2 separate regions of the Homo sapiens genome follow, and region 2 is linked to region 1. A link is a loop called in an ENCODE intact Hi-C map of the cell type or tissue named here. Cell type or tissue: prostate gland. All regions are shown on one strand. Links, peaks and the distances in the headings refer to the core of each region. The heading gives the core; the rest is flanking DNA. Region 1 overlaps SORBS2 (sorbin and SH3 domain containing 2). Region 2 holds the start of SORBS2 (sorbin and SH3 domain containing 2).

Region 1 (12,944 bases), core at 1,664-9,663:
TGTACCCGTTCGCTTCTCCTGAAAGTCCATGCACATTTCCACAGCAAATGAAAAGAGACAACATCTACACTTACAGTTTTGCTTGGATTCAACAGTCGGACTTCAACTTTTGAGCTAAATAAAGGAGGTGAGTTTGGTGGGCGTGGGAGCAGGGATGAAATTAAGGGAAACATCTTTGTGGGCCTGAAGCTATCAGTGGGGCGAGCCAAGACTTAAACCCAGAGGGCTTGCTGAGTTTGTTCTACTGATTTTCCCTCTATCAATTTGTCTTTGGAGATAGGAGCACAATCCCAAATAGTTAAAGGGCCTGAATGTGGTCTCCAGGGGTGCAGAACAGGAGGATCATGCGACCCCAGGCTGCCCAGAGGACCCCAAGTGAGGTTGCAGCTGCTGAAGGGGAGGGGAGCAGTGCCAGCCTCCGAGCCTGGTCTAAAGAAAGAAGAAAAAAAATAGTTGTGCACCTGTCCTGAGCCTGTGACTGGGCAGGGAGAGGAGCCCTGGGCAGAATCCCGAGGCAACACTCAGGAGAAAGTGATGAAGGGAAAAACATTTGTCAGGGGTCCCTCCTTCCAGCCTGCAGACCCCTGCACGAGATACCAAGGCTCGCCAATCCAAGTGGCAGTGCCTGGAACTGAAGCCATTCTATTGTGACCACTGGCAATTCTGAGTCAGAAAAGTGGCCCCGCCAAGGGGGATTTTTAAACTCTTTCAATGAATGGTTGCATTTTGGAGCAAAAGGCAGGGACAAGGTCACAGAATACTTTGTTTGACTTGTTTTTGGTGAAGTGTATCTGAAAGATCTTACACAATTGTAATCATTCTCTCTGCTGATAAAAGATCTTTATCTTATTTTGTACCCTGGGTTACAGTGTGTCCTTTCAGCCTATCCTTCACACTTTGGTTAAACATTCCTGAAGCTGAGAATAAACCAACAGTGGGAATGAATGAGATAAACCAGTATTAGTTCTCATTTCCATGAGAAAAGTCAATCCTTTTGTTATGCACGCTCTGAGAAAAGAAAAGAAATCCTCCTCCTAATATATGAACTGAAAACATGTGCTCAAACAGAAGGGGAAAAAAGGTGACCGTGTCGTTCTTCCAAACATTGCTGAGCATAAAATAGTCATTGCGAGCAAGGAAACCCATCCTACCTGCATTGTATGTATAAGGAGTATTATACATGTCTGTGTCATCATCTAGAAAATGAAACATAAATATTATGGTAATATAGATTGTCACCAAAGGACAACGAGACAGCAGAACTTCAGACAAACAACAGAAATTTGTTAGAAAAGCAACGTATTTTTCCTAGTTCATAATGCCATTTTCTTTCTTTTTTTCTTTTTTTTTAAGAGACAGGGTTTTACCCTGTCGTCCAGTCTGGAGTGCAGTGGTGATCATTGCTTACTGCAGCCTCCAAACCTCCAACCCCTGGGCTCAAATCATTCTCCCACATTAGCCTTCTGAGTAGCTGGGATTACAGGTGTGTGCCACCACAGGCCTCTGCAAACTGCCCTTTTTTATCTGTAACATATTCGTCTTGCTGCCCTCTTCGTAGCATGCAAAGTCAGGCCCTTGTCCTCGCTTCCCCAGAAACCTCTCTGCTCTGGATCGCAAATTTCCTTTACTAAGTGCTTTAGTGGTCTCCTGTCTACAGAGCAGGCTCAGGCAGACCCGCGCAGGCTCACTCTCCTGATGAGAGCAGACAGGGGTGGACAGAGGAACAATGTGTTTTTCACCCAGGCAACACACCAATTTAGACTGTGGACAGGGGAGGATGGAGGGCTGAGGCCAGAGTGCCTGGTTGTCCTCCATGGGGAGGCTTCTTGGCAGCTCAGGTGGGAGGCAGAGGCACAGGGATCTGTCACCGGAGGGGTGACAGAAGGAGAACAGGAGGCATGCTGAAAAGAAAGGGGACACGGAGTTTGCTGGGGTCTTGACATTGTGTGTGAATCAAACCGATGCAAAAGACGAATGTAGTCCCTTCAACCCACAAGGACCTCATCAGAAAGCAGAGCAGCAGACATACCCGGCTTGTGCACCATGTGAATTTGCTTAAACATCGTCTTGTACCAGTCCTTGGGCCGGTCGACTGTCTGTAATGAAGAGAGCGTCCAATGGTTACAAACTGGCTTCCAATCAACATCGCTTCTCAGTGTTTTCATTTCTCTATTTTATGTTCTTAATAACAGAGTCCCATTCTGTGATAAAATGTTCTGACTCTTTGCTATGGCTTCATGACAGTTTCAGCAATTTACTTAGTTATGTGTGCAGTTTGTAAACATATGGCCTTGTGTTTGAATTTAGGCTGAGTTGGAACATTAGATGCTATGGTTTTATTTTTTCAAGTTATAGCTGTACCCTGCACTAGAGAGTTGATATTTGCACAAATATATAAAGTTCACTTAATGTAAGTTATTGTTGTACTAATTTGTTTAACTCCTTTTGGTAGATAATGATCATTATCCTTAGATGCTTTTTATTGAATGTTCTGTAAGACAGTGTTTTCAGAATTAACTGGGGAATATTTTTGACTCAAATTGTATTCTGATCAGTGTGGCTCTAGAGAAATAAATTTGCTATTTACTAGTCTAAGCTACTAAAATACTGAATGTAGTAGGCATCCCAGAGTCCTACGGAAAATTTAAGAATGTAGATATTGCTTCAAAAATGCTAATATGATAACAGAGTGTATACAACATTTGCTCGGCTAAAATTGTAGGTTCCTTGAGAGTAGAAGTCCTTACGGATCCAGGCGTCGGACATGAGGGGAGCAGTAGGCTGTAGTGGAAAGATGAAATTAATGTAGAGTCTTGAACTAAGATTCAAATCTTGGTTCCTTAAATTGCTGCTTAATACACCCTAGCAATACGAATCTGGGCAAGTCATGTCACCTTCTTGAGCCTCAGTTTTCTCCTCTCTAAAGTGACATAATTATATCTAAATCATAGGATTGTTATGGAAATCGAATGAGACAATGTATACACAAGACCTAGAACAATGCCTAGAATATAACAACTACTCAATAAATAATAACACTAGGGAACTGCAAATATTTGTAGAATGAAATAATGAATGAACGTAGCCTATTGGATAGAGCTCTGCCTTTCTGGATACCTGTAAAAGTAGACACATGCTTTTATAATCGTACTCACAGATTTTGCTTGGCAAGATCTTACCCCAACTCTCTGAGAGCTACCTGGGCAACAGGCTTGATGATTCTGCTTATAGTAACTAAACACACCAGACGTTCCAAGACAGATCTCGATTTAAAAACTTCTGTTAGGACTGATACGAAAGCATTCTTATACTTACTAGACTGAGCTTTGGGTTAGATTTTATTGCCTGATCTTTTTTTCCCCAGAAATGTGGTCACTGCATTTTTCCTCTGGACATTAAGGGTTTTGTGCTATATCTAAATTTATTTTGACCTCTGAGAATATATTATTCTGAAAAATCACCCCAAATACAGGTTAACATGAAGGGCCACTTGACTTCGTTATGAGTCAGCTCTTCATTCTCGGCTCTTTCTCCATGGAAGAGTTGAGGTTATTGATTGACTATTCAGTCAAAGGACGGGACATGGTGGAAGGGATTGCAGTGGTGAAGCAAAGGTCTATTATTTGCTGGTTCAAAGTTGCTAAACATGTATCTTTCAAGAAAGTTTATTTTTATAAAGGACTGATTTCTCTTTCATTAAACCTCATTTCTTTTACTGTACCAAAGCAACAGAAAATACAACATAGTGTTGTGCAAAAATGTTTTCCTGGACGTGCTGATGGCAACAAGGAAGCCTACTAAGTAAGTCCTATCACTGTATATGGCAATACATGTTGACAGACAGGTTTTTTTTTCTTCACTTGCTGGAGGGCCTATATCAGGTAGGATCTCACAGTGATGCCATCTGCTAGCTTTATATGGTGAGCACAAAGATGCCAGAAAATGCCCTGCTGGCAAAGGGAAATATGAAGCTGGAAAAATAAAATACGAAAACTCTATGTCCCTTTCTAAAAGAAGTACTCTAAGCATTTAAAGTTCCTTTTGTAAATGCCATCATGGAGATCGCTATGCCTAAGGCTGAGAATAAGAAAATAGTCTACTCAAATTTCAGGAAGTTTACTTTTGTACGTAAAATCATTTTGCATGAAAAATAGCTACTAGCAATTCACTATGCCGTTTTTTCTACAACCTTGACTAAATAGACCTGAATTTTTACATTCCTACAGTTTTCAAAACATCAGAACTCTACACTGATTTAACACGCAGAGATTTCAAAAAAGATAAAAAAGGACATATTTTCTACATAGCAGTATACAGTGACTCTGTTCTATTTTTTTCTCCTTTTCAGTTTTGAAAATACTCAAACAAGTGTTATATTGGAAGTAGAAGAAAAGAATCTTGTATTTCACTTAACTAGCTGGCCTTAATGACACAATCTCATGGGAGCTGAGCCCTGGCGATTTTTGTTGTTTTGAAGAACAGCACTGAAAGGTTCACATAGATGTCCCAGGTCACATGAGAGAGGGCAATCTGGAGAGCTGATTCCCTGCATTAAAATAGCTCAAAAGTACTGTTTGTTGACTCTTGGCTTTCTAGAGTTTCTGGATGACTTTACAAAATTCTGTTTCCTCGGCATAGGCTGGCTGTCTAAAACGATACTGCAGCATGGTACATTGTGACAGTACCGCCTTTGGCAAATACACTGAATCTGATCATCATTACTTTCTACACATGAGAAAGAAAAACAACCTTGGAGAGTCTTGGCCTGCTGTGGCTCAGAGACAGCCTGACTTGACATTTATAACCACAGCTATACATGGGGATGTACTCTGGAGGGCTGTATAGTCAGTGTAAGAGGAGAGTCCTCATAGACCTGGACCTTCTTTGTCAAGTTTTAAAGGTCCAAGTAAGACAACAATTGTGCATAAAAATTACAGTTCCTTATAAGGAACTTCTGCATTGGTTATATTGTGTTTTCTATTTTATAGAAGGGAAACTGGCATTAAATGTTTAGTGTGTTTGCTTATGCATACCCAAACGTGCTTTTGATTTGGCAGTTGATAAACATTTTAAAAATTTTAAGATGATTTAATTTTCATCAACCATCTCTAGCATCTCAGTTTTTCCTTTTGAAACTAACCAGGCAAAGTCTGGTTAGTTAAGGAAATTATGTCTTATAAAGGAAGAAAACATGGACCAGGCTTGCATGTCCATTATATATCATTTATTGACCTAAAAACATACCCAGATATCTTTGATAAAATCCTCTCAGACAGAATCTATAACTACATAGAATCAGGGCTTTCTTAATTTTGTCTATACTATGCCTCAAGTGCCAGTTACACAAAACCAATGACACCATTTCTGTCTGACTGTCTATCCCTATATAATTAGAAGAAAGTTTCAAATTTAACCATTTTGAGTCAGAAATCTTAGAAGGGAAATGAACAAGAAAACATCATCACCAGAAACATGTAATCATCATAAAATGAAGAATATTGGTCATAATCCCTGAACTTTTCTTTGGCACATAAATATGGCAATCGTCAGTTTCAAGACAGATTGTTAGAATGTCATATCACATTCAACGTTTCCTCAATCTAAAGAGTCTAAAACCCCAGTAACTGCTGTACAGATTTACTTTTTGGCTTTCAATTGTAATATAGATGCTGAGAATAATCCATTTTAAACTCTTCTGTCTGTATATAAAACACATAATCCCCATATAAGAATGTAAAGTCAAGGAGAGAAGAAAATCCCCACACTTTATCGTTAGTTCTTTTTGACTGTTTCCAATCTTACCACGGCTTTTTTTTTTTTTTTCCTGCTCTCTTTCCCATTCTTTGCCTCTATCCCTTATTGTCTTGGCTGCCCAGGTCTGCATTCCAGGGGAGCAGCTCTTGGCCACACCCCAGCTTTACATGGGTCTTGCTGCAAAGTATATGCAGCTGCAGTCCCTCCCCGCATGGCCCCCAACTTCACCTGCAAAGGTGTTGTTGCTTTCATCCTGTCCCCGGCTTCCTTCTCCCGGCTGGCACAAGCCTTCTCTTCCAGTGGACTTGGTCAGCCAGCTGCTGCCTGCCCAGGCTCTCAGAAGCTGCCTCTGCTACTGCTGCGTTTTGCCGGAAGGGGCTGCCCAGATACACTGAGCAATGCTTTGGCAGAGTTTTAAAACTTAAAAAAAAATCCAAACACTTTCACTTATCATCCCAGGAGAGCTCTCAGCAGGCACGGCTGAAGAGGGACATTAAAATGTGTATTTTTCTTCAGACAGCTTTTCCTTTCCATGACATTAACTCTCTTCACTCCAATCATCTCACCTCCCAACTCCCAAATCACAGCTTCCAATCTCCCGGTGTTAACACACATCTATTTCAAAAAACGAACACATCACTGCTTTATTCGCAATGCATGTGGGAATTCAATGCAGCCAAAGAATTTCCATTGTCTTGTTCCTTCTCTTTTCTCTCTATTGCCCTAAGCCTCCTTGGTAAAAGGTAAAAGAAAAACAAACAAACAAACAAACTAAACCACACAACACAGTTTTACCATTTAACAAAATCGCAATGTTCATGATGTTTCATTCAAATGGAAAAACAGATTGTGTAATTCTCTCCCATCAACAGCTTTCTTTCTCTGCCACACACAGCATAACATTCATGAGAAGTCGGATGGCACGGAGGGCAATCCTCCTTATATAAGACCCTAGGAATGCACAAAGCCGTGGACAATCCGTCCTTTGTGGAGTCTGTGCACAGCCCCAGACAGACGCACACGCTGGCATTTCCTACCGTTCTAATTGCTGTGGGGATTCCGGATTCATCCACGGGCCCGATCCCTGGGTAATGCGGGGCTTTGATGACTGTCACTCTCTTCTCTTCCTCTGAGGATCGGTACAGGGGGATAGAGCTGCTGGTGGTGCCATCCAGAGACTGCGCATGCTGGGGATATGTGTCTGTGGAATCTGCACAGAAAATTTGGTAACATGGAACGTATTCGTTGCACAGGGAATCATAAATTCATGTGTCTTGTTGTATATTTATGCCAACTGTAACACAGAGACCATATTGCCATCACTGTCCCTTTTAACTCATTTACTTTCCATCTGAGCTGGTGGAAACTGTGTAGGTGTGCGGGGAACAGACCTATACCAACAAGGGCCTCACCATTTTATGAAGAAGGCTGAGGGAAGAATGGCATTTGTTAAATGACTGTGTGGAGGCCTCTGAGTTAGGAAGTGCTCTAAATGCATTATCTCTTCTTATCCTTCCAGTAATCTTTGAGGGAGGGCAGGATAGGGGGAGCAAGAACCAGTGTTATAGATAAGGGGCAGGAGCTGAGACAAGTTCAGTAATTTCCCTCAGGTCATCATTTACATCAATATTATTCTTGTGATACTGCTACTACTATTATTTATAGGTTTTGAAATGTATTTCCAGACAAAGACATGACTGTTGAGTCAGTAACAGTGATTTCATAAAAATGAAGCAAAACCAAAAATCACTTAAAAAAATCTTCACATCCAAGCCTTTGGACATGAAAGCTTCTGAATAAATAAATGCTGTAAAATTATTAGTACGATTTCCTATGTGCATTTTTACCTTAAAATATCAAAAACTATGACTTTTTACTCTTTGATGACAAAAACTGCCCTAAGGATATAATTTAGATGAGGCTTATCGAGTTCTTCATGTTTTTTAGTAACTTCTAGAATACTTTCAGAAGCAACAGAGTACAGACATGCAGTATATAGTCCATTTACTTCTAATACACAGGAATTTTAAAAAAATCATCATTATTACCGTTCCTCTGGTATGATTAATAATATGCCTTTATATTTTTCTGCAATTAATTTGAAAATGTTGGTGACAAAGAATGACACTTTGTATATACTCTTTATATCATGGTTTGTCAGGACTGCCACTCAGAAAGTCCTTTAAGGTGGAAATGAAAAAAATTCTCATGTTTCAGGGTGGGACTCATTGATATCATTATGTGTATATGATATATATCATGTATAAATGTATTTTTCATGAAAAATTTGTATAAAATAAGTAAGCTTTTTTTTTTTTTTTTTGAGATGGAGTCTCGCTCTGTCACCCAGCTGGAGTGCAGTGGTGTGGTCTCAACCTCAGCCTCCTGGGTTCAAGCGATTCTCCTGCCTCAGCCTCCAGAGTAGCTGGGACTACAGGTGCGTGCCACCATGCCTGTACAAAAAATTTTTGTACAAAATACAAACAATTTTTTGTATTTTTAGTAGAGACGGGGTTTCACCATGCTAGCTAGGATGGTCCTGATCTCCTGACCTCATGATCCGCCCGCCTCGGCCTCCCAAAGTGCTGGGATTACAGGCGTGAGCCACCGTGGCCGGCCATAAGGAAGCTTTTTAAGAAATTTTAACTCATCAATATAAGGGTAATTAAAATTCAGATCTCTCTGAGGTAAAATCCATTGTAACATTTGTAACTGCTATTACTATGATTATGACTATTTTCAATTTAGTTTGCATCAGAAAGTCATTTTTAATACATTTTTTGATGAAGAATGGATAAGGCTAGTTATAAAACTGCTTTATGTGCAGTTTATGTGCTGGATGGTGACATAAAATGTCCCTGAATAAACGAACAGCATCATAGCCTTTCAACACTGAATCAGTGCTGGGGAAGGAGGTGTGCTGGCTGCTGTCAAAGAAGACATGGTGGTTGAAGTCCCGGGTTGTAGTTTCTTTCCCCCTGCTACTGGCCCCTTGAATGTGAAAATAACATTCAAGCTAGTCCTTATTTTTACTTCTTTATTTTTTTTGAGACGGAGTCTTGCTCAGTCACCCAGGCTGGAGTGCAGTGGCGCGATCTCGGCTCACTGCAAGCTCCACCTCCTGGGTTCACGCCGTTCTCCTGCCTCAGCCTCCCGAGTAGCTGGGACTACAGGTGCCCGCCATCACGCCCAGCTAATTTTTTTTTTTGTATTTTTAGTAGAGACGGGGTTTCACCATGTTGGCCAGACTGGCCTCGATCTCCTGACCTCGTGATCCACCCGCCTCGGCCTTCCAAAGTGCTGGGATTACAGGCGTGAGCCACCGCGCCCGGCTAAGCTAGTCCTTATTAAGACACGGTGAGATATTTGACACTAATTGACTTTCTATTTAATTCCAAAAAGGACTTGAGTGGGCCTCCATGATACTAGTATTTTTATTAGCGACGAATGTTTTTTGAACACCAGCATGTGCAAAGTCCTACTCTAAGCAAGGAGAATCAACTCTGCCTTCACATCTGATCCATTACATTCTATGAACCCATACCTTATGCAATATAAGTTAACCCTTTATTTTATTATTCTCATATATGGTCCACTAGCTGTCATCTTAGCAATCTTTTGTCCTAAACTAAGTGTAAAATTCATCTAGGGCAAGGTAGATGTACATATTCCTCCGAAACCTTATCACAGCACTGGCCAGCTGGAATTTGTTCAGTGTTTACATTGGGAATTTCTTCCCATGCAGAATATTTTATATGTAAAATCTACTTATCAATATATTCTAAAATCAAAGCCTATCTACATTCAAGTATTTTTGTTGTTGTTGTTGGGTGGGGATAGGGACAAAACTGCATTCACTAAGACAGGCAATGAGACAGAGTCAGGCTTTGTTAATAATTATTTGGGAAAAAGCTGTGGCTAGAATAATTTGTCGAGTTTTACTTTATATGTGTGTAAATGCATAGTTCCATTTTAAACAATCTAGATATAATGGACTTCCATTATAACACCACACTATGGGCTGATTGTTAAAGGGCAAAATTTCGGCATAAACCAGTTTTACTTTCTTAACTCTAAAAGGACATCATTGTAGGATTCACAGATGATCCTCAGGCATAGCATCAGCGAAGGCACAGATATATTTAGACTTTAATAAGTCCCGCGGCTACCTTTAAAGTTTTATAGTTATAGAGCTTTGGTTGACCTCAGAAGCTGAGTTCCACCATGCACATGCTGGATGGTGACATAAAACATCCCTGAATAAACGAACAGCATCATAGCCTCTCAATACTGAATCAGTGCTGGGGAAGGAGGTGCACTGTCTGTGTCAAAGAAGACATGGTGGTTCAAGTCCTGGGTTTTAGTTTCTTTCCCCCTGTTGCTGGCCCCTGTGGCCAGAGGACCAGGCCTCTCCTTTTCTGGGAGGTGCAGGATGGTGCTGCTGTCCTGAGAATTCCCCTCTGCTCCCTGCTGTCCTAGAAGCTTCCTAGTGAGTCGACATCATGGAAACTTGTACAGCCTGAATTCCTATGATAGTTCAATTTCGTATTTTTTTTGATATTTTAGGTTTTTAAGTTACATTTTTACAAACTAAGAAATATTTATGGGCCGGGCACGGTGGCTCATGCCTGTAATCCCAGCACTTAGGGAGGTCGAGGCAGGTGGATCACCTGAGGTCAGGAGTTCGAGACCAACCTGGCCAACATGGTGAAACCCCCTGTCTGTACTAAAAATACAAAATTAGCTGGGTGCGGTGGCGGGCACCTGTAATCCCAGCTACTCAGGAGGCTGAGGCAGGAGCATCACTGGAACCCAGGAGGCAGAGGTTGCAGTGAGCCGAGATCGCCCCATTGCACTCCAGCCTGGGCGACAGAGTGAGACTCCATCTTGAAAAAAAAAAAAAAAGTATTTATCACATTATTTTCTGAACTATCTGAACATACTTGACCATGTAAGAGCATTTCTATCACTGTACAGCAAAGCTTCTTTCACAGGAGGCCACAAAAAGTCCATGAGCCCCAGGAAATTATCTGCTTACAATTTTTTATGAACGTCCGTATGTCCATTTGTTTTCTGGAGGAGAGCTCTATCTTTCACTGAATTCCTAGTCCTCAGAGGGTTGAGAACGATTGCTCTATACAATGACAGAACCTTCATTTAAGGGAACACTTAAGTTTCTCTTGTGTGGCTTCCTGCTACCATATCCCTGACTGCAGGTCTTCCAGCCTTGGTTTGAATGGTGGTTTTCTCCTTGTGTGAGCCAGTAGATGACTGCGTCCCTGCTATGTGGGACAGCCTGTCCTCCTGTTACACTGTTTTAACTGTCAAACGATTCTCCCTTATATAGACCCCAGGAAATAGTCCATGGTGGAAGCTCTTCCAAGTCCGAACAAGCTGCCCTAGTGGAAAACCTGCATTCATGTCCTCCAGTGGCACAAACCCCCTTGCCCTAAGTAGCCATTTTCTTTTTCTTTCTACTCCACCACCTCAGACATCTAAGTGCCCACACCAGGCTCAGACACAGGTGGAGACATGGTCTTGGAATAGCATGGTGCCCATTTCCTCCCATGTTGGGTCCTCTGCCCCAGTTTCTCCCTGGGGATAGGGTCATGAGTGCTGAGCGCTCCCGCCTCACCTTGATGCCGCATATCTTTCTCCTGTGGTTGTACTTGCCGCATTGAGGTTGCCATGGAAATCACGGTGAGTAAATTACTTACCGAGGGATGTGCCGTGCTGCATGACAATGCTGGAGTTGAGTGAGGCTGGGAGAGAATATGCCGAGGGGGAAAACGGCCTCTGATAGTAACTCATGGGACTCACGGCACCTCCTGAGTTTCCATTCACTGTTATCTGGCTCTGAGAAAAGCGCAAAGGCATCGAGTTAAATTAGCACATAGTTCCCTGTAAACATCATTCCATTAGGTGATAATAAAAGACTTCCAATCACATGAGAGTAATCAGCTGCCAAGCTCTTATTTATTTTGAAAACTGATGTCAGAGGGCATGCTACATTCTTTGCCTTCTCTCTATTCCCTTATTTCTGAAAATCACTCTCTTGTGTATCTGAGGGTCCAGGGAGTGGTTAGGAAGAATGAAAGTGGCTGACTAGTGGGCATGCCACTCTGCCAACAGAGGTGCCAAATGGTATCAGTAGGAGTCAGTACCAAGTAAATGTGGAGGACGACTTTGCTCTGACAGTCGTAACATCAGCAATCAGAACACGGTGGTGCTGTTCCGCATGCAGCATTGACGTGGATGTCCTTTGACATGAGGCAAGGGATTGGTTCTCAGACTTAGTCAGGGATATCTTCTAGTGAATGAATGTTTCCAGAGCTGGTGAATAACATAAGGAACCTAGTTGTTTGGATGTATATATCATGAAGCAACCTATTCTAGAAGGATCAAATACCTGGTAAAGGATCAGAGAGACATGTTCAACCACTGGCTTCTCCCTACTTCAGCCTCATTGAGCACTTCATGAATCTCTGTTTGATTTCTTAATTATTCATTGTTTCGATTGTTCCGTATCTGACTATTTTATATCCCCAATGGTATCTCAAGCTTCTTGTTGAAGATGGTCATATATATGCTTCTTTAATATTTTGTATAACATGCAGCCTAGTGCTGATGACAGAGTAGATGTTCAATAGGTATCTATTCTGATGGAACTGAATCGGCTTAGTTCACAGATATCGAGCTCAGGACTATTAAGCATGCCTGTCTACCCACAGCACAGTACTGATCATTACAGGGCGCACACAATGCATGCAAATAAGATCAAACATTAGTAAGAACGTTTAGTTAAAATTATAGCTAAATACACACAACACACATAGGCACACAGATAAAGAAGCATAATTTGTGAAACTTTTCTACTTATTTTAAAACAAAACAAACTTCTATTCCACAGGCTTGAAACATAGATATAGTAACTGTGTATTTCTATGATTTCACTTTAAAGCAAATGGGTTTTCAAATGACCTAGAATAAGTCTAATTTCATTACTGTATAACCATACCACTTATGTCCCCAAATCAATAAACATTTCATTACAAGCCTTGTGCTTATTGATTAAATAATTCTCTAAGCTGTTAGAAAAATTACACTCATATCATAACCAGCCACATCTTGAGGACCTGCTCCCTGGAGAGAGCTGGACGTTCAAATAACTGTGAGGCACAGGCCTGCCC
Region 2 (12,944 bases), core at 1,905-9,904, 160 kb after region 1:
TTGTTTTCTTTCTTTTTTATTGTGTTTTTGTTTTTTTGAGGTGGGAAAATCTTTGAAAGTAAGACCCTTGATTGGATTCAGGAAAGTGAAAGCTTTCTGAATTTTTGCTCAAATAATGCTTCTCTAAGGTACAGAATTTAATGCTGAATTTATGTCTACCTCACCTGTATAGGGAAGAGGAAACCACTGCTTTTTTGGCCAAAATTCCTACTTGGTAAACTAGTATATTTCCGTTTTGAAGACCAAGGTGCAGTGAAGTGTGGTGGAGTTCCATATGGATCTGTTATGCTGCAAACACCAAAGTAAAAACCCGTCTTTGCTGGTTCCCCGTCATTTATTCAGCAAATATCATCTTAATTGAACTTAAGCTGAAACGTGAGTTCTTATTTGCCAATACTCAGAACTCAACAGTTGCAGAAGTGTTTCCTTTTAACTGCATGTCCATGTCTTGAGTTTTTCAGAAATAATACAGAAAAACATATTTTGAAAACATATTTATCTGTATTTTTCCACGTGACAGTGGCAGTTTAGGATTTAACAGGCATATCCATAATTAAATTGTTAGTTTGAGGAACTTCCAGAAAATTATCTAATGCAATCATATATCACAAGTCTTCTTTATAAAATACAAGTGCAACTCATTTCATTATGCTATCCATGTAGTTAGACATAACTGAGACCTTTAAAAATATTATAAATGACTTAAAATAGAAAATGTTAGAAACAGTACAGGCATATTACAAAATCATGGTTTCTGAAATCTAATTACTATATGCAATTTAAAATAATTAAACATGATTAGTCTTTAAGATGAATAGAACCAATTCCAACTTTAGCTATTATTTAATTATAGCATGCTGTACATTAAAATCAGCTGGAAGATAGCCAAAATAAGCTTTAAAGGACAGCATGATAATTAAGAATTGCTATTTATCTTACTTTTATTAGAAAACTCAATGCTGGAATGAATGCAATAATGTCAAGAAATATGAATTTAAATAATTTCCTAAATATTTTACTTTCTAATCCCAAATATCAGGATATTTTAAACTTCCTCATCAATTCTACTTTATATACAAAAATTCATACAGTATTAATTAGAACTTTTGCTTTCAACACAGATATCTTAAAGACAAGGAATTATGTATTTATAACTTCTTAATAAAACTATGGGTACATTCTTATTTTTGATTGTGGCAGTTTTTTCATAAAAAGGCTACTGAAATCAGGCTTATTTAAAAAATACTAATAATGTTATCTAATATAGAACAGAGGGTAGGAAGTCTCTGTAAACAAACCTATATCTATATCAAGAGTGATTCTAAGAGAATATTCTCTCCCTTACCCAGGTACTCAAGTTGTAGGGTAACATAACTAGTGTAACGTAACTAGTGATTTCCAGTCACCTTTTAGGTTTACTTAGGAACATTAAAAGAAATGCTGCCATTGTAGACTTCATTTCAATTATTTAATCTCTTTCCAGTTCACGACCTTTACTTTCTTCTGGTTTCAGCAAGAAAAACAACTTCATAAGTGTCTTACATTATAATCGGCTACTAATCATCATCAACTCAACATTAGTTTTAAACAGTCTGATTCCATAACAAATTTGTAATAGGGATATTTTCTATACATTTTATAATAGCCATGGATAGAAAAATAGTATTATTTATATACTAAAACATTCAAGTTGTTTTGTTTAAAACATACATTGTAAAATTTTCCCTCGGGAAATTTGGATTTATTATAGGACAGTTGTAGCTTTTATGAAATTGGGATCCTGAAGCCATATTTTCAAATCAGAAAAATGAAAGCCTCATTGTTGTTTTTCAAATGTTTTAAGTTTCCTTGATAAAAGGCAGTATTAGGACTTCTATTTCTAGGTCAAGTCTATATTTACAGTAACTAATAGGAAAATATTGAAGTCTGAGGTTACCAGTACAATGTCTGAATGCAAAATTCTGGACACTGGACAAAGTACTTTAGAATCAGAGGCCAGCAAAGCTCTGGAAGGCTGTGAACAGGGACAAATGCAATATGGTTCAGCAGACAGAAAGTCAGAAGTAAGATTCAGATGTAGCCAAGCAGGGTGGGGGACAGTGAGGGGGGATGTCTAGCTGGACTTGAAGGGCGTATGAAAGCAGCTGTCCTTGCAGGGGAGATTTAAAGGAAATGACTCTTCAGGGGGCACTGCATTTGCAAAAAAAAAAAAAAAAAAAAAAAAAAATCTGATATAGTATGTTTTGGAAATTCCAAAATATTTGATATTGCCAGCAGAAGAGTTGGAAAGTGGCAGAAAATAAGGGTCTAAAAATAGCCATAAGCGAAAGTGCAAAGTCTTGAAGGATAGAGATTATGTCTCTGAACCTGGTTCTCAAAATTGTTGAATTATTAACTATGGAGATGCGCTGTACAGAATTGAACTTAAAATGGTCATCTGTGTATAGCATGTCATCTTAAAAGGTTACTAAAATAGGAAAGAACTTGCACAGGTATAAAGTGTGTGCCATTCCTCCCGTGGGCTAAGGGTCTTGTCTCACTTGGTGCCACTATCAATGCAACAGGCACAGCAGTCGGGTGTGCCCTGGATATTTCTACACCTCATTCTTCTAAAAGCTCCCCCAAGAAAAATTAATAGGAAATCAGGTGCTTGCTGCAGGTCTTTGCACTGTGTCAATTCTAAGAAATCCTTTGGCAGTGTAAAGCTTTGAAGGAAATTAAATTGGAGAGAGATTTTCTCTACCTTTCATTCAGCTCATATAGAATCCCTTACTTAGCTGATATTTTTGCTCATAGAATTGGACTCAGAACTAAGTCTGTTCATTTAGCTTTCCTTTGAATGTTAAACATAATGAAGTACAAGGCCGTCACCTCACCATTTTATCCCCTACAACCCGCATAGGCGTACACTTATCACCAAACGTTTGCACATGTTTGGCTCCACTGAGATTCTTAGTCTCTATCTTTATATTTTGACTATTTTGACATTTAGAACAAAAGTTTGGAAAACTATTCTCCTACTGCTTTAGCATTCTCTTATCTTAGGGCTTATGAACATTGCTACATCTCTGAAACAGGCGGTTCCTGCCCATATCTATCAGTGAAAATTATACTTAAAATTCTGAAGAGACTCATGTCATCCAGATTTTGGAGGAAAAAGGTAGCAAATAAAAATATACTTCTTAGAAGTAGATCTCAGTTACTACTTATTTTAAATTTCACAGTAGATTCCATCTTTTGTAGATAGGGGTTTTGTTCAAAGTTTTTGACCAAACATTTTTATTAAATATTTTCAATAGTATTATAAGTGATCTGACATTTTTGGTAACAAAACAACCAAAGAACTGACTTGAGTAAAGCTGAAATGTTGCTGAACCAGAATCTAATCCTTACTCCGTCATTTTCTTACCAGGGATTTTGATTTGACTGACCAGTTTCAATCCACAGTAACAGCTTTGTTCCTAAGAGACTATAAATCAAGGAAATACTCACTACCAGGCAATTCCTCCTGCAATTCGGGGTCTGTGCTGTTATTATGAAGCAACTGACAGCAAACATTTGCTGCAAGTATGAGCGCAGATTTGGATGAGGTGTGCGGTGTTTTTGGTTTCACTCTTTATCTCTGAAACCTATCTGCTTGTGAGAAAAATTGTGCAAGAAAAGAAGTTTTACTGCCACATACCTCAGCTGTCCTAGAACTCAATGCAGAGGCTTCGCTTCCTTTCTTTCCTTGGATTCTGAGCCGGGGGAGCACAATGGGGGTCTTGTGCTCTGGGCCAGCAAGGCATGCAGATACTCGGAAAGGAGGTGTGAACGGCTTCCAATACCTACACTGTTTGCTTTACAACTACCCCAACTAAATCAAACAGGACACCAAGACACTCAGTCCAGGGTAAGCAAGTACAAAATCCACTGGCTATTATGACCCACATAGAGAACAGAATTCTTCAATTTAAGTGTGTACATAGCTGTGTTAAGAGTTAAATAAATCATTTACGAGGCTTAAAAAGAAATGCTTCTCATGTAGTTCTTTTTCATGTAGTTCTCTGAATACAAGTCAAAGTGCAGGTCACGAAAGAATCCATTGTTCACAAGCGAGAAATGTTGTTGGCTGTGAGGACGGTTCAGAACAAGCCATCGTAGTCTGCTCAAACAGTAAATATTGGTTTTAAAACCCCAAAGCATATCGGTCATGTTTTTTATCTTCCAATTGCTAGAACCAAAATTCACTGAAACAACTCTATGTCTCTGATACTATTTTCTAGAAATGTGTGTGTATGCGTGTGTGTATGTGTCTGTGTATGTTTGTTTGGTAAATCCAAATCACACAATCAACGTAAATCTTTCAGGCTAAGTTTTGCCCCAGTTATTTTTATGCTGTGCTTTCAAAAAGGTCAAAAAAGCTTACCTCTGTCAGTGTACTGGGACGCTCAGGAAGCCCCTTCTCCGCCTCGGCCTCAGCGTGCAGACATATGCCCTGGGAGCCCACAATCTGTTAACAGGAAGCAGGTAAACCCGAGAGCGTCCGCCTGCGTTCCAGTCCAGTGCCCGTCCCAGCACACACCTGCTTTTTCAGACCTGCCGCTCATATGCCACAGCCACGCACAGGACCAGCGTTAGCAGAGTGCAACACCCTCCGTTTGGATCCCTCGTTTTCAGGGTAAGCAGCTAGGGAGCTGCTGAGATAATATTGCAGGGAAAGCTTGCCTTCCCAAGACAAAAACCTTTGCTGCTGCCTGATAGCAGATATGCAGCATTATCACTCTGCATTCCACATTCTCCAATCAGCTAATTGGAACGGCAGTCAACAGCCTGTCCAAAAGGCAGCTTGCAGGCCTGCGTGGCTGTGATCATTGTATACTAACATGCCCATTGCTTCTCTCTTCCCTGAAGAGATGTATAAAAGAGGCTTCTTCCAGGGCGAAGCTCAGCAGAATATGCCACACTGTTTTCCATAAGTAAAATGGCTGGTCCTCTCAGCTCTGCTGCAGACAGCTCATTGGGTTCCACTGGCTTTTCGTAGCCATAGCAACAACCAACAGACAGACTTAGCAAGCATGGCTGATCATGTGCAGCACACTCACACAGCTTGTTAATTTCTTTTCATCAAACTCATCATTTTTTTGAGGAGGGTAGCTTCTGTTATCTTTCTACACATTTCACCGATAGTGCAAGTGCTCCGATTTTTCTGCTCTCCTGAAGAACTCTTTTTTATATGAGCCGGGGCTATGTATGAAATCGAGGAAGTGAAGCCCTATTAGTGGCTATCCAGGTTAATAACATGCAAATCACTTAAGAGACCCTAACTGGAAGCATTGTCAAAACAAGCCCCACCTTCCAGTCATAGAATGAGTGCAGAGAGCTGCAAACGGGAGAGTTACACTTTTTGTTTTTAAATGATAATCTTAGAGCCACTTAATTGAAACAAAACCCTGTGAATTGCTATATAGGGTCAGAATAATAACTAAATCAGGTAGACTATTTTAATAAGATCTTTAAATATCCATTTACTTATGGCTCAACTTATCTGATTACTTTAAGATGCTTTTTATGCAATTTAAAATAGAATTTTTAAAAAATCCTATTGCTTCTACGGCAGAAAATGATTCTTTAACTCAATCTTATTTGTAAATTAAAAATTCTTTTTAAAAAATCCGCACCTAATTAAAAATTCTTTGACTTTAAACATTACCTTCAAGGCAAGAATAGTTTTACTTCCTCAGTAAAATGGATCACATTCCACCCGTCCATAACATTTCACCTCCTCTGGGAATCTACCATGATTAATGCCATGAACAACGTAAATCTTCTGCAGAACCCCCAGGCTTTTCTTCTTTTTCAGGACTCTATCACCAGTCATATTCTATCTGATATATTTCCAAGGCACTGTCCCATTTATTTTTGTTTCTAGCAATCTGTTTCAAATAGTTATGTTAACACTTTGGACTTGTAAATATAGATGTTCTATTTGCTAAGTAGTCATTGATTTAGGATTCCGTCAGTATTGCGTTTCCCTACCCATGTTAACACTCCTGCCTTCAGTATTAATTCCCAAATTTTGACTGCATAGGAATCCTGTGGATGTAGATTTGGGGATGCCCGCTCCCCTTCCTCCCCAACCGGATTCACATTAGGTAGGTCTGAGCCACCCAGGGTCAGCGTATCCATGGAGGACAAGTGGGTGGCGCTTTCCTGCTTGGGAGAGTCCTCACCGCTTCAGATCGCCTCCAGCCAGCCTACCTTTTCTCACTGAAGTTCCCTTCCCTGAAGTTATTTTGCATTTGCTGTTGCTGAGCGTGCCCCTGCCTTCGCCCTCAGCCTCCCATTCTACTATTCACTGCCCACGTTTCAGAATCCTGCATTACACACCATTTCCTTGCCCTGCAGATGCTGCTACTATTAAAAACCTTCTCAATCTGACTGCTCCTCGCCCCAGCACCTTTAACCTCCATCCCAATCTGCCTCCTCTTTTATCTTCCAACACCTGGCCCAAATGGACCACCTCACTCATGACTCTCCCAGGTGGGGTCTGAGCGACCTCTTCTGCGACTCCCCTGTACCGGGGTCCACCTCTGCTATTACAGGCCTTGTCACGCCCTGGGACTTCTTAGCAGTTCTCCTTTTATGTCTGACTCCCAGACTGTTCTATCAACTCTCTGGAAGCCAATCTGGTCCATGTCTTCTTTGCCCTCCATGCTTGGAATATTCTAATTTCTCAATGCCTCTAAATGAGGACCTACGACACTGTATGAATAGGGACTGATGACTGGCTGGTGTGAAATCTGTGTTTTAATTTACTTTTCAACATCACACATTTGTTGACTCATCACTTCAGAAGAACTTCAGTGATTTTGACAAAATGCTGGCATGTTACAAAAGGATATCAAGAAAACTCTAGGTGCACTTGATGTTTTAGGGTGGCTTTTCTTTTCATTGTATCTCTGAAAATGTCTTTATACCCTCACACTTGATTGATTGGTTGGCAAGGCATAAGAATCTCTGGCCGTGGCTCACACCTTTATTCCCAGCACTTTGGGAGGCTGAGGCAGGTGGATCACTTGAGCCCAGGATTTGAGACCAGTCTAGGCAACAGACTGCATCTCTACAAAAAAAAAAAAAATCAAACAAACAAACAATTAGCCAGGCATGGTGGTGCACGCCTGTGGTCCCAGCTACTCGGGAGGCTGAGGAAGGAGGAATGTTTGAGCCTGGGAGGTCGAGGCTGCAGTGAGCTGTGATCACATGACTGCATTCCAGCTTGGCAACAGAGGGAGACTCTGTCTCTGTTTTTAGTAGCAAAACAAACAAACAAACAAACAAACAAATATCTGAAGTCATTTTCCTTTGGAATTTCAAAGGCCTTCATCCTTCTTCTTGTATCTCCTCCTCCCCTATACCTCCAATTCCTGCTCCTCCAAAGAGAACTGGAAGTCCCCCAGTTTGCACTGAACCGGAACTGGGAAGCTGGCAGGAACTGAGATGAATCCCTTTCCCCTCTTTGCCCCGTGGCACGTCTCCCGGCATCTCTACTGGCCTTCACACATCACTCTGCTGCCAGTCTGTTCTTCCAAGGCTCTTGGCTCCTTCGCCTGCTCGAAGCCCCTCCCTTGTAACTTGGTGCACTGAGGCCCATTGGCATTGCTCTGACCTCAGGCCCTGCCCTAGCCCAGGTCCCTGACGTTTATTCTCCTTCCAAACGTGTTTGTTTTAAAATGTGCTAGATACAGATTTCCAAGAGACAAATCTGATTTTTCCAGCCCATCTTTCTGAGTCAAGTGAGATACCACCTATGTGGCCAGCAGCTTTATACATGGGCTGCCCTGTGCCTTGGTCCAATCAGCTATGACAAGGACACTTGGCATTATCTAGTTTTAAAATTTTGCTAATATAATAGGTGCAGAGTAATGGCCCATTATTGTTTGAATGTGTGTTTCTCTAATTACTGACAAATTGAACATCTTTTCATTGTTGATGGTTTTCAGGGTTCCCTCTTCTGTAAATTTTCTGTTCATAGCTTTTGCCTGTTTTCTCTATTGAGATTGTTGTCTTAGTGTGGAATTTTAAACAACGTGGTCATAAAGGTATTTTTTATATATATTTAAACATTATAATTAAATTTGTTATATTATTAAAGGTTATTAAGATATCCACTAACATATAAAGGGAACCCTATAATTCACACTGCTAGTTGTTTTGGTTTTTATTATGAAATGAAAATACAGAATGTGTGTGAAAATCTCCATTCAGAAATTATGTTCAGTATGAAAGCGTAGAATACCACACCATAATATGATTTTCTAAGACAAATATTTGTTTAGAAGGATTTTCAAACAAATATATTATCATCAAAGAATACATATACACACACATATATATGCTCTAATAGTATACGCACACACATATATATGGAGAGAGAGAGAGAGCTATCTATCTATCTAGCTTCTATTTTAAGTTATACCGTATGCACACCTACACATCAATCAATCTACCTATCTATCATCTGTGTATCATCTATGGAAGGCAAACACAAATGTGCAAAATGCTAACACCTGATGAATCTTAAATGAGAATATTTTCAGTTTATTTTACTATTCTTTGCACTTTTCTATAAGTTTGATTTGTTTTCAAGATACAAAGTTTTAAAAAATGAAATAAAATGAGAATAAAAATAGTGTTTAGAATAGACACAGAGTTAAGGTTAAGATTAGTTGATGAAGACATAACTATTTATCAGAGTTGAAACTAAAGAAGTTAATAAGTTATGGAGTAACTAAAGTGATTACTACCATTACTGTTACTCTGAGGAGGCTACTCTGGTAGAGAGTATTGGAAACATTTTGCACTTTCTTGAAACAAGTTTGCTATTTCCCTACATTTACTGCTTCCCTGTATTCTGATCTTAAACCATTTATCCTCTGGTTCGTATTTTGAAATCCTTATTAGTCTGTTTCCTTAATTCAACAAAATCATCACTGCTTGAAGCAATAGGTTCTTCTCTAGTCACATCTTCTGCTGCAGACTCCACAGCTGGGACCCACCAAAGGATCTGGTCCCTGGCACAACAAAGAAACACGTCATATGACTTAACTTAGAGACTGGAATTGAAGCATGGTTTATGAGGTAGCAAAGACTTTTGTAAAGCTTAGATTGAATTTTCTAATTCCTAAAACAAATAAAATAGAATATCCCAAAGGTTATTCCAAAACCTTGCATATTTAGTTACTCTCACAATGACGTGAACAATGTCAAAATAGGACATTGATGGGAAATGTGACAACTGACTTAGGAGGAGGATTGAAGTATCTCAGTCAAACAAATTGGATTTATTTCTATGATTCCAACCCCAAGAAATATATGCTGGAAAGCAGACTGACCCACAGGCTACTAATCAAATGCGTTCATATCCCCTGAAGAAGTATGACCCTGATCAGTATCCAGAATGACTTTTATAAATCAGAGGTGCCCAAAACCAAAACAAACCCAGCAGAGTTGAGGGTTTTTGGAAATTCACTTATCAAATGAATTTAAAATGAGAAAATGATTATAGAAGAACAAAACCTTGCCAGAGAGCAAATGATAAGAACGTAAACATCAGCAATAAAAAACCGTTCAACAAACTGGAGAGAAAGCCAAACCTATTAACACAAAAACACTGTGTGTAGCCCATTAGTTGTTCCTAGAACCCCCTAGAAATTCTGTATACTCTCTAGGTTAAGAGGAATAAGGAAAATGTGGCAAGAGGTACAGGAAGAAGTTTCAGCTAGTCCTAAGTCTGGAGAGCCCGGTCTTTACTGGCTAATAATAACAACATTGTTTTAAATATTTCAGGTTTATCAAGCTTTGGGTTTGCAAATGACTATGATTGCAGCAGCTTACAGGAACTACTTTATCGTAAAATGTGTGTTAATATGTGTCAGTACCAGGTGGGGAAAAAATAATGGTGTTATCCAATAATAACAAAAGAAAAAAAAAACCACCCACAATTAACCCCCTCCCACAGCCCTGTTAACCAGTCCCAAACATATAAATACATCTTGCTGTAGCTAGAGAAAAGTACTCCTGGCTTTTATTAAACCTGCAGTGGGGAGAGATTCTGCAAGCAATACAGAAAAGGCTGCACTTGCTCCCAAGGAATTTGACTGTTTATACTTCATAATGATAAGCTTAAAAAGCGACCTGGAAAGAGAGGGCTGGCTGCTTTCATGCTCCTGTGAGGGGCCACACTTTGTTCTTGGAGAGGCACTCTGACCACATTAATAGAGTGTAGCTCCCATGACCTTTCCCACTTAGCATTGTGTCCTGTGGCAGCAGTGGCCCCCAGGTACTTCCGGGCAACGTGCCACCCTACCCAGTGCAGAAAAAGCACTGGGCTCTGCCGTCACGGCATTGTTGAATTAGTAACGAAACGCACCAGGCTCAGCAAACAAAACCTGGCAAGAAGGATTTTAAAACAAATGCTTCTGGTTTCACCTGAGCCACTGAAACAAATTAGAAGGTGCTGGGTGAAACTGGGCAGCTTCCGTAAACTCTGAAGAAGATCATGCTAAAGCCCTCAGCTGCCAAATGTGCAAATCTCAAAAGAAGTGAAAATTAGAGGGTCACCTTGTGTCTTCTAGAAGTGCTTCTGAAATACATGTTCAGTAAGATTCATTGGTCAAGATAATAAGATGGGCCCAAGTGATGTATTAATACAATCAGGTACACGTTTTAGGATCCAACGGTCCAACAACAAGTGGAAAATACTGTTGAAAAATAAAAATCCCCAATCCGCACTGGAAATAGTAGATGTTCAGTTAAAGGCCTGACAGTGACAGCACGTGCAGGTAGGAAAAATAAACTATGCGTGCTTGCAGAATATTGGATGGGAGCTATAACCCAGAATGGTAATTATTTTACTAAGCCTACCCAGGTCAGAATTCAGTGCCTATGTGTTTGTTTGTTTGTTTGTTTTTGAGATGGAGTCTCGCTCTGTCGTCCAGGCTGGAGTGCAATGGCACAATCTTGGCTCACTGCAATCTCCGCCTCCTGGGTTCAAGCGATTCTCCTGCCTCAGCCTCCCGAGTAGCTGGGATTACAGGTGTCCGCCACCACACCAGGCTAATTTTTTGTATTTTTAGTAGAAACGGAGTTTCACCATGTTAGCCAGGATGGTCTCCATCTCCTGACCTTGTGATCCACCTGCCTTGCCCTCCCAAAGTGCTGGGATTACAGGCATGAGCCACCGTGCCCAGCAGCCTATATTTTTAAAAGTCAGACTCTGGCATCCTAATTGCCAGATCATTGCCTTGAACTGAGAACATTCTTCTGGACATTTCCTGCATCAAAGGAAGACTATTTGAAACATTCCTTGTGAGAGGTCAGGAGATCGAGACCATCCTGGCTAACACGGTGAAACCCTATCTCTACTAAAAATACAAAAAATTAGCTGGGCCTGGTGGTGGGCGCCTGTAGTCCCAGCTACTTGGGAGGCTGAGGCAGGAGAATGGCATGAACCCAGGAGGCGGAGGTTGCAGTGAGCCGAGATCGTGCCACTGCACTCCAGCCTGGGTGACAGAGCGAGACTCTGTCTCAAAAAAAAAAAAGAAAAGAAACATTCCTTGTGAGGTTTAAAGTAGCATGACAAATCATTCCACAACCAACTTTCCTATAGGCATAAAGGTAGATTTTAAAAAATTTATCTGAGAGCTGATACCTGACCTGCATCTTGAAGGACCCATTATTCTCTTGGCATGTGGACTCTTTCCTATATCTTTCCTTCATTAAAGACATGGTTTGCTTCCAACAATTGGAAGCAAACTCAAGTTGTGTTTCAATTTTTGGTAACACATGAGAAAGTCTTATCACAGGATCAGGATTGGCTGCATAGGAGAGAAAGCTCAAATAACAGGGCTTACAAGAGACAGAGCTATATTTTTCTCTCACTTGAAGGATTGAGAAATAAGGAGTTCTAGGCTAGTAGAAAATTGGCCTCATGATTATTAGGACTCTAGCTCCTACCCTCTGTTCTGTCATCTTTTGAAACTGGTTTCTATCCTCAAGAATCCTCGTGGTCCAGAATGGCTACTTGTGCTCCAGCCATCAGGTCCATGTTCCAGGCAAGAAGAGGAGAGGGAGAGCCAAGGGGCACATTTTCCGCTTGAGTTGGCCTCTTTGAAGGAGCTTTTCCCCACCTCCCACCCAGCACTTCTGCTGATATCTCATTGCATCCTGAGTGATAAGTAAGTCTCAAAAACGTGGTCTTTTCAGCCGGACGCCTTTTGGTCCCAGGTAAACCAGTGTTCTACTACTGAGAAACAAATTGATAATAGGGAGTGGATAGACAACAAGCTGCCTCTGCCAGCTCATGTCAGCCTGGGTACAAAGAAAGTACTATCTCATTTCTGGACATTGTCAGTGAGCCTTTATTCCTGGCTGGTCACCTGTCAGTGCAGGGATCACCCAGGCTGACTCGGTGGGTTGCGGAAGCACCCTTCCTTCATTCCTGCCTGGGGGTGTCCTTGCCTATCCAGCCACTGTGCTTAACTCCTCAGCACAGACTCAAAGCATTGCCATCTCTCCTTATACTGGTTTCATATCAATATCTCAAAGTATACTTGTTCATTCACTGTGGAACAAATAAATAAATGGTGTGGATTCAAATATTCTGCAATTTGTTAGCTGTGTGATATGCAAATTGCCTAACCTCTTTGTGCTTCTGTTTCCTCATAAGAAAGGATGATAATATTATCTAATTCTGAGGGCGGTTGTGGCAATTAAATCCATTAATTAGCATAAAAGGGTATTAGGTATTATCTTGAATTTTGTATCTTTGATTTATGGTGCGGCACTGGGTGGGCACGGACCTCCGGGACCTTCCAATACCGTGGGAAACATCAGCTGGACGTGGACCAGAGCGTCAAAAAGCAACACAAATGCATGTGTTCATCAAAAGAATGGTCCAGACG

What was found. Peaks named below come from ENCODE experiments on the same cell type or tissue, not always from the same donor. Only the 100,000 strongest peaks of a DNase experiment are listed, where the experiment ranks them.
Region 2: it touches region 1 in a loop (2.4-fold over the local background); 10 of 110 quality-filtered maps call a loop at or near these places.

The regions. Positions count from the first base shown.
Region 1 is chr4:185,650,633-185,663,576 of GRCh38, forward strand. SORBS2 (sorbin and SH3 domain containing 2) reads right to left here. Exons shown (of 27, transcript NM_001395207.1): 8 at 11,472-11,610; 9 at 6,792-6,964; 10 at 2,030-2,096; 11 at 1,152-1,196. Among named protein-coding and RNA genes, the nearest start is that of SORBS2-AS1, 69 kb to the left of the region's middle. RefSeq lists a silencer at 703-997. In prostate gland, for the core only: a CTCF peak has its summit at 6,124; DNase peaks (open chromatin) are centred at 3,922, 4,770 and 6,049; H3K4me3 peaks cover 1,298 bases; H3K27ac peaks cover 6,408 bases.
Region 2 is chr4:185,807,256-185,820,199 of GRCh38, forward strand. It overlaps SORBS2 (sorbin and SH3 domain containing 2), which reads right to left and starts at 4,939. Exons shown (of 27, transcript NM_001395207.1): 1 at 4,409-4,939. In prostate gland, for the core only: no CTCF peak of the experiment used is centred there; DNase peaks (open chromatin) are centred at 4,526 and 5,006; H3K4me3 peaks cover 3,204 bases; H3K27ac peaks cover 3,355 bases.